Linked DNA regions of Homo sapiens: region 2 is linked to region 1. Evidence: read pairs that join two places in POLR2A ChIA-PET (ENCODE). Cell type or tissue: OCI-LY7. All regions are shown on one strand. Links, peaks and the distances in the headings refer to the core of each region. The heading gives the core; the rest is flanking DNA.

What was found. ChIA-PET counts read pairs that join two places held together with the same protein. Peaks named below come from ENCODE experiments on the same cell type or tissue, not always from the same donor. Only the 100,000 strongest peaks of a DNase experiment are listed, where the experiment ranks them.
Region 2: POLR2A ChIA-PET joins it to region 1 with 14 read pairs; 4 of 35 experiments call an interaction of 5 or more read pairs at or near these places.

What each region holds. Positions count from the first base shown.
Region 1 is chr22:37,341,447-37,347,530 of GRCh38, forward strand. It overlaps a transcript of ELFN2 not described here. Among named protein-coding and RNA genes, the nearest start is that of CYTH4, 62 kb to the left of the region's middle. In OCI-LY7, for the core only: no CTCF peak of the experiment used is centred there; no DNase peak of the experiment used is centred there.
Region 2 is chr22:37,159,385-37,164,559 of GRCh38, forward strand. It overlaps a transcript of IL2RB not described here. Among named protein-coding and RNA genes, the nearest start is that of IL2RB-AS1, 4.8 kb to the right of the region's middle. In OCI-LY7, for the core only: no CTCF peak of the experiment used is centred there; a DNase peak (open chromatin) is centred at 2,247.

The sequences.
Region 1 (6,084 bases), core at 449-5,448:
GCCTGGGTCTAGAGGAGGGAAGGTCTAAAGCACTGGGTCCTTGTCCCTGCTCTGTCACTGGTGTGCTGTGCGGCCCTGGGCAAGCCACTTTCCCTCACTGGGCCATATTTCCAACGTGGTTGAAGGTTTCCCGGATGGTTCTATTTCTGGGATTTTCACACTGTCTGAGAACAGCCCCATCTCAGAGAAATCTCTTGGGTGCTATTTGGAGAGGACTCATTCTAGAGTCCAAATCCTCAAAGCCTGACTCCCATCCCTTCGTTAAGCACCTGCCATGTACCAAGCACTGGTTCAGAAGCCAGAAATACTGGTTTCGTTGGTGAACTCAAACCCCTGACAATTCTGAACCTTGGTTTCCTCATCTGCAAAATGGGTCAGTGAGGACAGAGCCCCTCCTCAGAATGAGGAAGAGGCACAAATGAGATAATTTAGGGGAATTCTCCCCACAGGCAGGTCGCTACCAGGATCCTCCTCCTGCTGGGGCCCTCTGGTCAGACAGACCTGGGTTCCAAGCCTGGCTCACCCACTCATCACTTGCACTGCCCTGTAGGAGCCCTGACCCTGACATTAGACAGGCACAGGGGTGGCCTGCCATCTGTGTTAGTCACCCCAACCTGTCCCCTTGCCTCCCAACAACCGCCACACCTCCATGCATTCTTTACACCCCTCCCCAAAGACCGGATGAGGACTTGGGTCCCTGGAGACCGAGCAAGTCTTCCCCTGAAGACTTGAAGAGGCACGGAGAAGCGGAGTGAAGCAGAGCTTTCCACATATCCATCCCCTGCTCAAAAACCTTCCATGGCTCCCTATTGTCCTGCAAATGATCCAGCTCCTCCCCAGCATTTCAGCCCTCCAGAATAGGCCCGTCTGCCCCTTTCTCCCATTATTGCCCTTTCTCTAGCCTCCCTCTAGCAGCACCTGTTCCCCAGTGTCTCCTGCCCACCCCCTGTCCTCTTGCAGAGGAGGGGGAGAAGGAGGGCCATTCCAGGCAGAGGGATCATCCTGTGCAAAAGCTCCACGATGCAATGGGAGGAGTGGGGTGCAGTGGGGCCCTCCCCCGAGGTGCAGCCCGGTCCTGTGCTCTGCTGAGCGAAGTCCTCCCTCCCAGGTCCCCCCCACTCCTGGGTCCCACTGCTGCCCCTGGGTTTTTCCACCTTGTTCTTCTGGAAATCCACTCAGATTTCTCCGGGGGACCGGGAGCCACTGGGCTTCACTGTTGATTTTTCACAAGTGATTACTGGCGGTAGAATTTGTCACCTGCACAAAGAAAGGAAAATGAACCTTTCATCAGAGCCAGTCTGTGGGCCCCTGAGGAGGCTCAGCTTCAAGAGCTGGGGAGCAAGGTGTGGGTGGGGGGGTGGGCACAGGAAAGGGAAGCGGGGAGGGGAGGGAAGGGGCAGGGCTACCCAGGGCCAGGCCCAGACAGGTAGATCTGTTTCAAGCCCCCATTCATTGGAAGATGGAGAAATGGTAGCTCAGAGAGCCTGAGAGCCTTGCCCAAGGTCACACAGCAGCTAAGGGACAGCTTACCTGGGCCCACTCGGCACCCCATGAATGCTGGCAGAGTGGGTGCCATGGGGCTCAAGTCACAGAAACAGAAAGGAATATGGCAGATGGTCTGGTCCCAGGCCTCTTCAATTTCACAGAGAGACTGAGGCCCTCAGAGGGACCGGAACTTGCCGAGGACACACAGTGAGGCCACAGCAGGGCGGCGACTGGAAGGCAGAAACTCAACTGCAGGCTCCTGAACCTCAGCCCAGCTCCTTCCTCTGGCCAAGGAATCCCATAAGTGAGGCAGGTGGGGGCCCCAGCTGCAACGGTCTGTGTCCCAGGTCCGCTCCTCCCTGCTCCCCCGCCCCTATGCCCCTGGGCTCCGAATGGGTGGCTTTGGAACAACCTGCCCTCCCTGAGCCTCAGTTTCCCCACCTAGAGATGGGCACTACACCCTCCCATTTCTTGGTCTGCTGTGAGGGTTCCCATCTGCTGGCCGATGCCCGCCTCTCCCACTCCAGGCTGCCTCCAGTCTGAGGTTTCTGTCTCTCTCTCAGCCCCCGGCCTGGGCTCCACTGTCGGTTTCACGCCTCCTCCGCCTCCACCTTGGCCAGCTTCCCTCATTGCTGTGAGCCGAGCCTGTCTTGCTCCCTCCTCAGTGCTCCCGCTGCTCAGCCGTGAGGATGATCAACACCCACCAGGCTGCCAGCCACCAGCAGGAGGGAGTGCAGAGAGCGGTCTTGGCTGGCACCCACCCCTTGGCTCCCAGACCCACCCCCCCCGGACCCCAGCCTCCCCAACTCATCTCCAGTGTTCACCCACCTCAGTCCCTCCAGCCCTATCTAGCCCCTCCAGCTCCCAAACCCTTTCTAATCCTCCCCACACCCTCTCCAGCTCTCCCAACCCTCCTGGCCCTCATCTTCCCCAGTTTCCTCCAGTGCTATTCCTCCTGATGCCCCTCACACCCCCCTGGATCCCTTAGGCCAGGCCGCTGTCAAAGAGGGAGTGGGACAGGGCAGTGGGTGGAGGGGCCGAGGGCTTACAGCACTGCTCGCCCACCTGCCCATGCCCCCCTGCCTATGCCCGCCTGCCCACGCCCACCTGCCCATGCCCACCTGCCCATGCCCCCACCCATGCCCCCTGCCCAACCCCACCTGCCCATGGCCCCCTGCCTATGCCCGCCTGCCCATGCCCACCTGCCCATGCCCACCTGCCCATGCCCCCACCCATGCCCCGTGCCCAACCCCACCTGCCCATGCACACCTGCCCATGCCCCCTGCCCACACCCACCTGCCCATGCCCACCTGCCCACACCCACCTACAACGCAATGGTGGCAGCCACCAACCCTCCCACAGCCCAGTCACCACACTCACACAAGTCCTACACACACTGCTCCCACAGATATCTCCTACACTCACACACAAATCTACATGCGCACATACACCCAGGAGCCCTGACCCCATCCCAAACCCCCAGCATCGCCGGCTCTCAGCGCCAGGTGGACAGGGCACTGGGAGTGGACAGGAGGGGCAGCAAGACCCAGGCTCAGGGCACCCAGAGGCCCCCCTGCTGCCCCCACACAGGTGGCCTTCCTGGTCCTGGCCCAGTGCCAGCCTCGAGTCTTGGGAACACATTCCTCCCGGCCCTCATCCTGGTGCCTCTGATGTGGCAGGAGGAGGGGGATGCTGTGACCCACTGTGGCCACACTGTCTCTACCCCCCTTCCACAAGAGACTCCATGCACGTGGCCCTCAGGGGAAGCCTGATCCCCAGCATGGCTGACCTCTGCGGTCCTCGAAGGCTGACCTCTGCAAACTCCTTCTCCTGTCCTGGCACCACCATGCGCATCCCCTCTGCCACAGGCACCCCATCCCCGTCCACGCCTGCTCTCACCCTGCTCCTCAGGTGCGCAGGGGGCGCTGAGGGGCGAGCTCCCCCAATGGGCATCATCATCCCATGCCGCCTCCATGCCCAGAGCACAATCCCCCCTGCTCTGCCAGGGGGCCCTCCCCGTTCTCTTCCCTGCTGTCAGCACCACTCTCCCACTGGGAGCCAGCCCAGGCACCTGCCCCTGAGGGGCCACGCTCCCGTCAGTCCCTGCAGAGCAAGCCTGTCTCCTCTGGGTCCCACTGCACCAGGCACTGCCCCCATCACAGATGTCCACTTGGCCCACTACCTTCCTGTGCCCCCTTCTGGGCCCACCAATCTGTGAGCACCTTTCATCCTGACACACTGGCCTCCTCCTCGCCATCCCCAGTCTTTTCTCCTCTTCAACTGTCATTGTGCAGTTTCCTTTCTGCCCCTCCCTCCCCATCACCTTCAGAAGCCACCTCCTCCAGGAAGCCTTCCCAGATGCTCTGCAAGGTGACGCTGGGAAGTGGTATACAGGCTTTGGACCCAGGATGATCTGGGTTCTCTCCCTATCTGTGTGATCTCAGCAAGTCGCTCCACTTCTCTGAGCCTTAGTTCCTTATGCATAACATGCATTAATAACAACCCCTGCCAGGGAGTCAAACGCCCTGGCACACAGTAGGTGCTCCACAGCCCTGAGGCACACCTGCTCCCCTGCAAAGGGCCATGTCCTCCTTGTTTTTTGTTTTTGTTGTTGTCTTTTTTTTTTTTTTTTTTGAGACGAAGTCTCACTCTGTCACCCAGGCTGGAGTGCAATGACACAATCTCAGCTCACTGCAGCCTCTGCCTCCCAGGTTCAAGCAATTCTCCTGCCTCAGCCTCCGGAGTAGCTGGGACTAGAGGTGCGTGCCACCACGCCCAGCTAATTTTTGTATTTTTAGTAGGGACAGGGTTTCACGATATTGGCCAGGATGGTCTTGATCTCCTGACCTCATGGTCTGCCTGCCTCAGCCTCCCAAAGTGCTGGGATTACAGGCATGAGCCACCACACCCGGCCATGGCCTCCTTGCTTTTACCCTTGGCAGGGAGTGTTTTCTTTGTCCCATTGTTTATGTCTGCTGTTTCCCTCTTTTCCCATTGGCCCTGACATCTGCTGATCCCAAACCACCCCCAGATGTGGTTCTGAGCACTTCCCATCCACCCTCGCCTGGAATCCTCTCCACCATCCTCTCAAAAACGCTCACTAACCTCTCTGGGCCACAGATGCTTGGTTTCTTCGTCATTAGGACGGGATGATAACACCGGCTTGAGGTTGATGTGAGAATTAAGGGAGATAATTCGGGAAAAGCACTTGGCCCAGTGCCTGGCTCAAAACTTGGCGGCCACATCACGCCTGGGTTTATAGTTGAAACTCTATTATTGTTCTGCCCTGGAGAAGCTCCGGCCTGTGCGCACACTGGGCACTTCCCCAAGCCTCCCAGACCAGGCCCCAGGAAGGGCTGGCATTGAGGGCCCTGGCCGGAGCAGGTGGGGTGAGGCTGAAGCAGGTTCCCCCGCCCCAGAGTCCAGAGTGCCCTCCAGTCTCCAGCACCTCCTACCCCACCCCTCCTTCCCTCCCAACCCAGGCCCTGGGTGGCCCTGGCAGCTGCTCTGTCCCCACCCTACACACCCCTCCTGTCTTCCTCCTCTTATTTCTCCTTGAAACCGCTTCTGCAAAAGTTCATTCTGAAAGAAATCGATTTCCAAGCAGTTTGGAGATACAATTTGGTTTTTCATTTTGAAGAAATGATGGTGGAGGAAAAGTTTGGAGACTTAATCACTGGGGAAGGCCATGGAAATAAAGAATTCCTCTGCCCTTGGCTGGAAGCTAGGGGCCTGTGTTCATTCTCTTGGTGTGACAGCAGAAAACAGGTGCACACGGAGAGGCACGGCTCCTGTATGACACACACATGTGCACACCACATGCAGCACACAACCGTACACACACGTTGCAAAACACACACATGCACGCAGACTGTACACACCAAGACATACACACACACAGCCCTCAGTGAAACACCGTGGATGCCACCAGCCCCCAGTCCCCTCAGCAGTGCAGAGACAGGGCGTGGCTGGACTCTCTCCACCCCCAGCTCTCTGTCTCTGTCCCACACCCTAATGTATCTTGCTCTTGGAATAACCCCATCTTCATTATTATTTTTTTTTTTGAGATGGAGTTTTACTCCTGCTGCCCAGGCTGGAGTGCAATGGCATGATCTCAGCTCACTGCAACCTCTGCCCCCCCGGTTCAAGTGATTCTCCTGCCTCAGCCTCCCGAGTAGCTGGGATTTCAGGTGTGCGCCATTACGCCCAGCTAATTTTGTATTTTTAGTAGAGATGGGGGTTTCAACATGTTGGCCAGGCTGGTCTCGAACTCCTGACCTCAGGTGATCCGCCCGCCTCGGCCTCCCAACGTGCTGGGATTACAGGTGTGAGCCACCACGCCTGGCCTCCCATCTTCATTATTTCCTGGAGGGCTTGACTTCTGCTGCTATTCCAAAGGTCCTTTCCAAATCTGAAGCTGCAGGTATTCATAGTCAGACATTACTGCCTCGCTCAAGAAGCTTCACAAGCTCCCGATTACCTGGCTGGACAATAATCACATCCAAAACCACGGACAGAACCACCCACACCTCTGGCCGTGGAAGCACCTCTGCATTCCATGTCACTTCTGCCCCAGCAGCCCCTGACAGGATGGGCAGC
Region 2 (5,175 bases), core at 176-5,175, 180 kb before region 1:
CGATGCCCTCCGTCAGGCCTGGCACCAGAAGCGGCCACCCTGGGCTCGCTGAGAACAGGGGACCCTGAACTCCTCCGAGCGGGAAAGATGCCCATTTCAGGAAGGGGGAAGGAGCAAGGCAGGCTAGATCTGGGTATCACCTGGCCCTACAACATATATAGAGAGAAACTGTAAAACCTCTGCCTCTTGGTCTCTGCCTCTTGGAGTCCTAGCATTTGTGTTCCATTACCACTTCAAGAATCTAAACAAGGTGAGGCCGAGGGGACAGAGGCAGGTGCATTTTGGCAGATCCTGAAACACGCCACAGTGAGGATGCAGAGGAAGCCCTCCCCAGAACGAAGGGGCTGAACTGAGCCTGCAGAAGGGAAGTTCTGGACTAGGGCAAAGCCCCCAAAAGTGCCTGACCAGTGACAAGGATTCATGGAGAAGGACCCCCCACTTTGGTTGGCACTCAGGGGTGCTGGCGTGGGGGCCACCCGTTGTTATTCCCATGGTCCCTGCATCTGCAGCCCAAAGCCTTCTCCACCTGTGTGCTCACATAGTGCCCAGCCTTGTTCCCAGCCAAGTTTAAAACATGATTCTCTTGATATCATTTCTGCGTATACAGGTTTGTGGGCACATTGCGAGGGCCACTGCATTGTAAAGACCTCCTTGAGTAAATAGCATTTTTGGACAATCAACAGTTAGCTAAAATATATCCTACTGTTGACCTCCCAACATCAAAGACTCTTCACATCCATGGCCAGAGGTAACCAGGCACACCCTTACTGATTAAGAACACAACACAACCCAGTGTCTGACTGGCCAGGACACTGATTGGCTGATGCAGTGACGGCAGCTCCCTGTGGGGAGCAGCGGGATGGCAGCTTATCCGTGGCTAAGGGAGCATCACTGGAGTGTATGAGATTCAGCGGGGCCTCGCTCTTTCTCCAGGCAGGCCCAGTGGGTACAGGAGAAGGTGGGGGCTAACAGAACCAGTACCACGCAGCATGATCACTAAGGAAGCCTAGTCTCTCCTTCTGGGAGGGTTTGGGCAGGGAACTGAGATGCCCATGGGGGCCAGGTAGGAAGTGAATTTACATCAGGTGGACAGGTGGGGACCATGGCACATTGGAGACTCCAGCTACAGGAGAAATGGCAGATGGAGATGTCTGCACCATACTACCAGGAAACTCAATTTGCAAAAGAAGCTAAAATTGGTATTTTTAAAAACGTGAAAGGCCAAGGCGGGTGGATTGCTTGAGCTCAGGAATTCGAGACCAGCCTGGCCAACATGCCGAAACCCTGTCTATGCCAAAAAAAAAAAAAAAAAAATTTAGCCGGGCATGGTGGTGCATGCCTGTAATTCCCAGCTATTCGGGAGGCTAAGGTGGGAGGATCGCTTGAGCCTGGGAAGCAGAGGTTGCAGTGAGATCGTGGTGACAGAGCGAGACTGGGTGACAGAGCGAGACTCAGTCTCAAAAAAACAAACAAAAGACTGGATGCGGTGGCTCACACCTGTAATCCCAGCATTTTGGGAGGCCAAGGCAGGTGGATCACCTGAGGTCACCAGTTTGAGACCAGCCTGACCAACGTGGTGAAACCCCATCTCTACTAAAAATACAAAATTAGCTGGGCATGGTGGCACATGCCTTTAGTCCCAGCTACTTGGGAGGCTGAGGCAGGAGAACTGCTTGAACCCCGGGAGGTGGAGGTTGCAGTGAGCCAAGATCGTGCCACTGCACTCCAGCCTGGGCCACAGGCAAGACTCCATCTCAAAGAAACCAAAACAAAAAAACGTGAAAACCTCCCATTTAAAATACTCGCCATTAATTCTAACTTAAACATGCAACAAAACTCCACCACCACAGCCGGCCCATATGTGAGGAAGCGCCACTTTCAGAGGGAGGAGTGCAGCTGAGGGTGGCATTGACAAAGGGACCCTCTGCCAGCCCTGTTTCTTCTCAGGTGCTGTCCTGGATATTTAGTTTACATCTGGGTGCGCTGCATCTTTGCAAATCTTTCTTGTGTTGGAGTTATCTCCTTTTTTAGGAGTCTCCTACCCTAACCAGTAAGCTGAAACTGCTTTTCCAGCCTCCCTTGCAGCTGGGACATAGGCATGTGACCAGGCTGCCCAATCAGAAGCCTCCATTCCAGACCTCAGGCTGGGAAAGTGAGCATGTGACCAGGTTCCTTCAATCAGAAGCCTCAGCTCCAGACCTCAGGCGGGGAGAGCATGTGACCAGGTTCCCCCAATCAGAAGCCTCAGTTCCAGACCACAGGCTGGGAAAGTGAGCATGTGACCAGGCTCCCCCAATCAGAAGCCAGCTCCAGACTGCTGACTGGGAGGGCATGTGACCAGGTTCCCCCAGTCAGAAGCCTGGGTTCCAGACCACAGGCTGGGAATATGATCATGTGACCAGGCTCACCCAATCAGAAGCCTCAGCTCCAGACCTCAGTCCTGAAGTGTGTGCGTGTGATTAGGCTTCCCCAATCAGAAGCCTCAACTCCAAGACCTGGAGGCTGGCGAGGGTGGTGTCGGAACATCGTGTCCAGGATGCAGCAATTCTCCAAGCCTCTCCAAGCTTCTCCAAGCTTCTCCAAGCCTGATTTGCGGGTCCTGCCAGAGATTCCTGAGCTTCAGAATATCCTGAATGATTCCTTTTCTAATGACAGTAGCCAGTAGAGTTTTTGCAACTGAAGTTCCTGGCTGACACAGGTGCCTTAGCCAAGTACAGGGGCATGCATATATTTAGTACAGATCTCAGATTTGAAATAGTCTTTAATTACAGCAATGACTGACCACGTTGGGTGATGGCGATCGAGTGAGAGGGCAGCGAGGGGAAGAGTGCCCGCCCCCACGGTTTTCTGTCTGCGGGGCCTTGGAGTAGGACCAGTGTTGTACCACAGGCCCTGGTGCCAGTGTGAGCATTGGATGCTCAAGGACAGTACGGGAGGTCTTTGATAAAAACCTCCTCTGCCTAATGTACTGGTGGGGTAGGTGACCCAAACATGGGGGAGAGCTGACCCTGAGCTCACAGCCCACCGACTTGCTGGAAGGCTACCTAAATGCGCACTTGGAAGGCCTGGTGAGGCCCACGCACACACCAGTTGGCTGGCTGACCTTGAAGCTGTCTTGCTAACTGGTTTATACTTCGGGTGACTGGTGAATAAAGAGGCTGCCAGAGCTTTCAGAACCAGCAGGGGCCCCCATGTTTGGTGAGTGGCTGGTTTCACTTTCAAAGTGAGTTAGAGACAGTCCCACTGTGAAGCCTCTACCACACGGAGTCACAAACCCATTCTGGTTAGTCTGAATCAGGTCAGGCACAGGCTCTGTTTACCAAATCCCTGACCCCCACCCCACCCCTCTACCCCAGATCAGAGATCCTACCACATGCCAGGGGTACTGGGGAAGAGGCAGGGGATTGTGAGGGCCAAAGGCTACCTGTCTGATTGACCGCATCCTACCCCTGCCTGCCTAGTTCTATACACCTCCTCACACTCTGCCCAGCAGCCAAACCACCAACACCCACACCCCAGCACCAGACCATGAGATGAGAACACTCATTTCTTCCCTTCGGTTCCACTTCATTTCAGTCCCACCCCTGTCCCCAGGCCAGAGGCTTCTCCCCAGGGGCATGAGCACTGGACTGAGGGTTTGGAGACCTAAGTTTGAGCCCCAGCAGTGCCTCCAACTCACTAGGGTCGCTCCCTGCAGTCATCACTGCTCTGGAGCTACAGACCGCAGGAACAGGCTGTAGCTAACCTGAGCCAAACAGAACTAGTTAGAGGATCTGGAGTGGTTCTCAGGTTCTGGAGGGAGCTGAAGACCCAGACCTCAGGGACGGGCAGACTCCAGACCAGCCGCACCTGCAGCTGAGTGTGGTCCAGCTGCAGAGACCCCTTTGAGGCACCAACCTCCAGCTGTTTGCTGGCTTCATTCATTAGAATTCAAAGAGTCTCATTGGCTAAGATCACGTCAAATGCCCATCCTCCAGCTGGAAAGGGTGGGGTACTTTGATTGAGAGTTCAACCAAGACTTCACCAAATGCAGGAAGGTAGATACCCCAAAGAGAAATGGGGGGGCCGCTTCTAGAAGCAGGAGGCCTGATGCCTACTGAGCAAGCAGGAACCAAAGATGCCCCGCAAGGACTGGCTTGGGTTGGATGATCCCAGAAGCTCTTCCAGGAAAGTCATCCTCTGATTGGAGGAATCCAAACTGGGCACCTTGCCTCCCTCAAGGGAGGAGGGACTCTTCTCAGCCCTTGGGAGGGGCTCCTGGCATGAGGATGCCTTATACCCCCGCCCTGAGGCCCCCCATTCGGGGGAAAGCCAGGAAGGGTCGGGGCTGCTACCTGAGTGGAGCAGAGGGATGCTCGTCTCCACCACCCACATGGGCTTGAGCCTGTGACCTTGATTTCATGGGCCTCCGGGAACTCATGAGCAAACCTGAAAGCAGCAGGGGACGAAGGGCCCCAGGCTTGTCACCCTCTTACTGGGCCAGGCTGGAGGAAACTGAGACCAGCTCATTCCTCAGTGCGTGGAGCTGCTCTGTGAGAAACGGCCCCAAAGTGGAGCTCAGGTGGCAGCCAGCAGCACAGGCCGAGAGTGCCATGGCTGCTGCTCATGCACGAAGGTGCTTTGCTGTTCCCACACCATTTCTGTGGGTTGCACATGGGACCTCTGGAAACAGCCCAGAGGCCATCACCTGTATCACACGTGAGGGTGCGTGAGGAGAGGCGGCCTGCAGAGCAGAGCGGAAAGCAACAGTCAGCCATGTAGCCTGTCAACACAGGGTTCTCCCTCTGCGCTCCCTGCCCCTCAGCCCCACTACTTCACCCCCAACCTCCTCCACCTCTCCAAAAGTACCCGAGAACCCCAGCCTCACTCCTCCCTAAGCCAGGCGTCAGGGCCCAGAAGAGACCTGGCCAGTGCACAAGGGGTCAGAGGAGGGGAGCAGAGTGAGGAGGGGGCACGGGGGTGCTTTGATCGGGAGGATGTGGTCAGCGGCTTCAGGCCTGTGGTTTGAGCCCAGAGGTGCTGCTGACACTCTGGCTGAAGTCATCTGTGCCGTTCCTGCATGAAGCAGTGTGGCAGGAGTGAGGGGTGAGGGGCCGGGTGGTGGGGGTGGTGGGCAGGGGGGATGGTGGAAGCTGCAAGATGTGTGGTTTAAGTTGTGAAGCTCACACCAAGCCT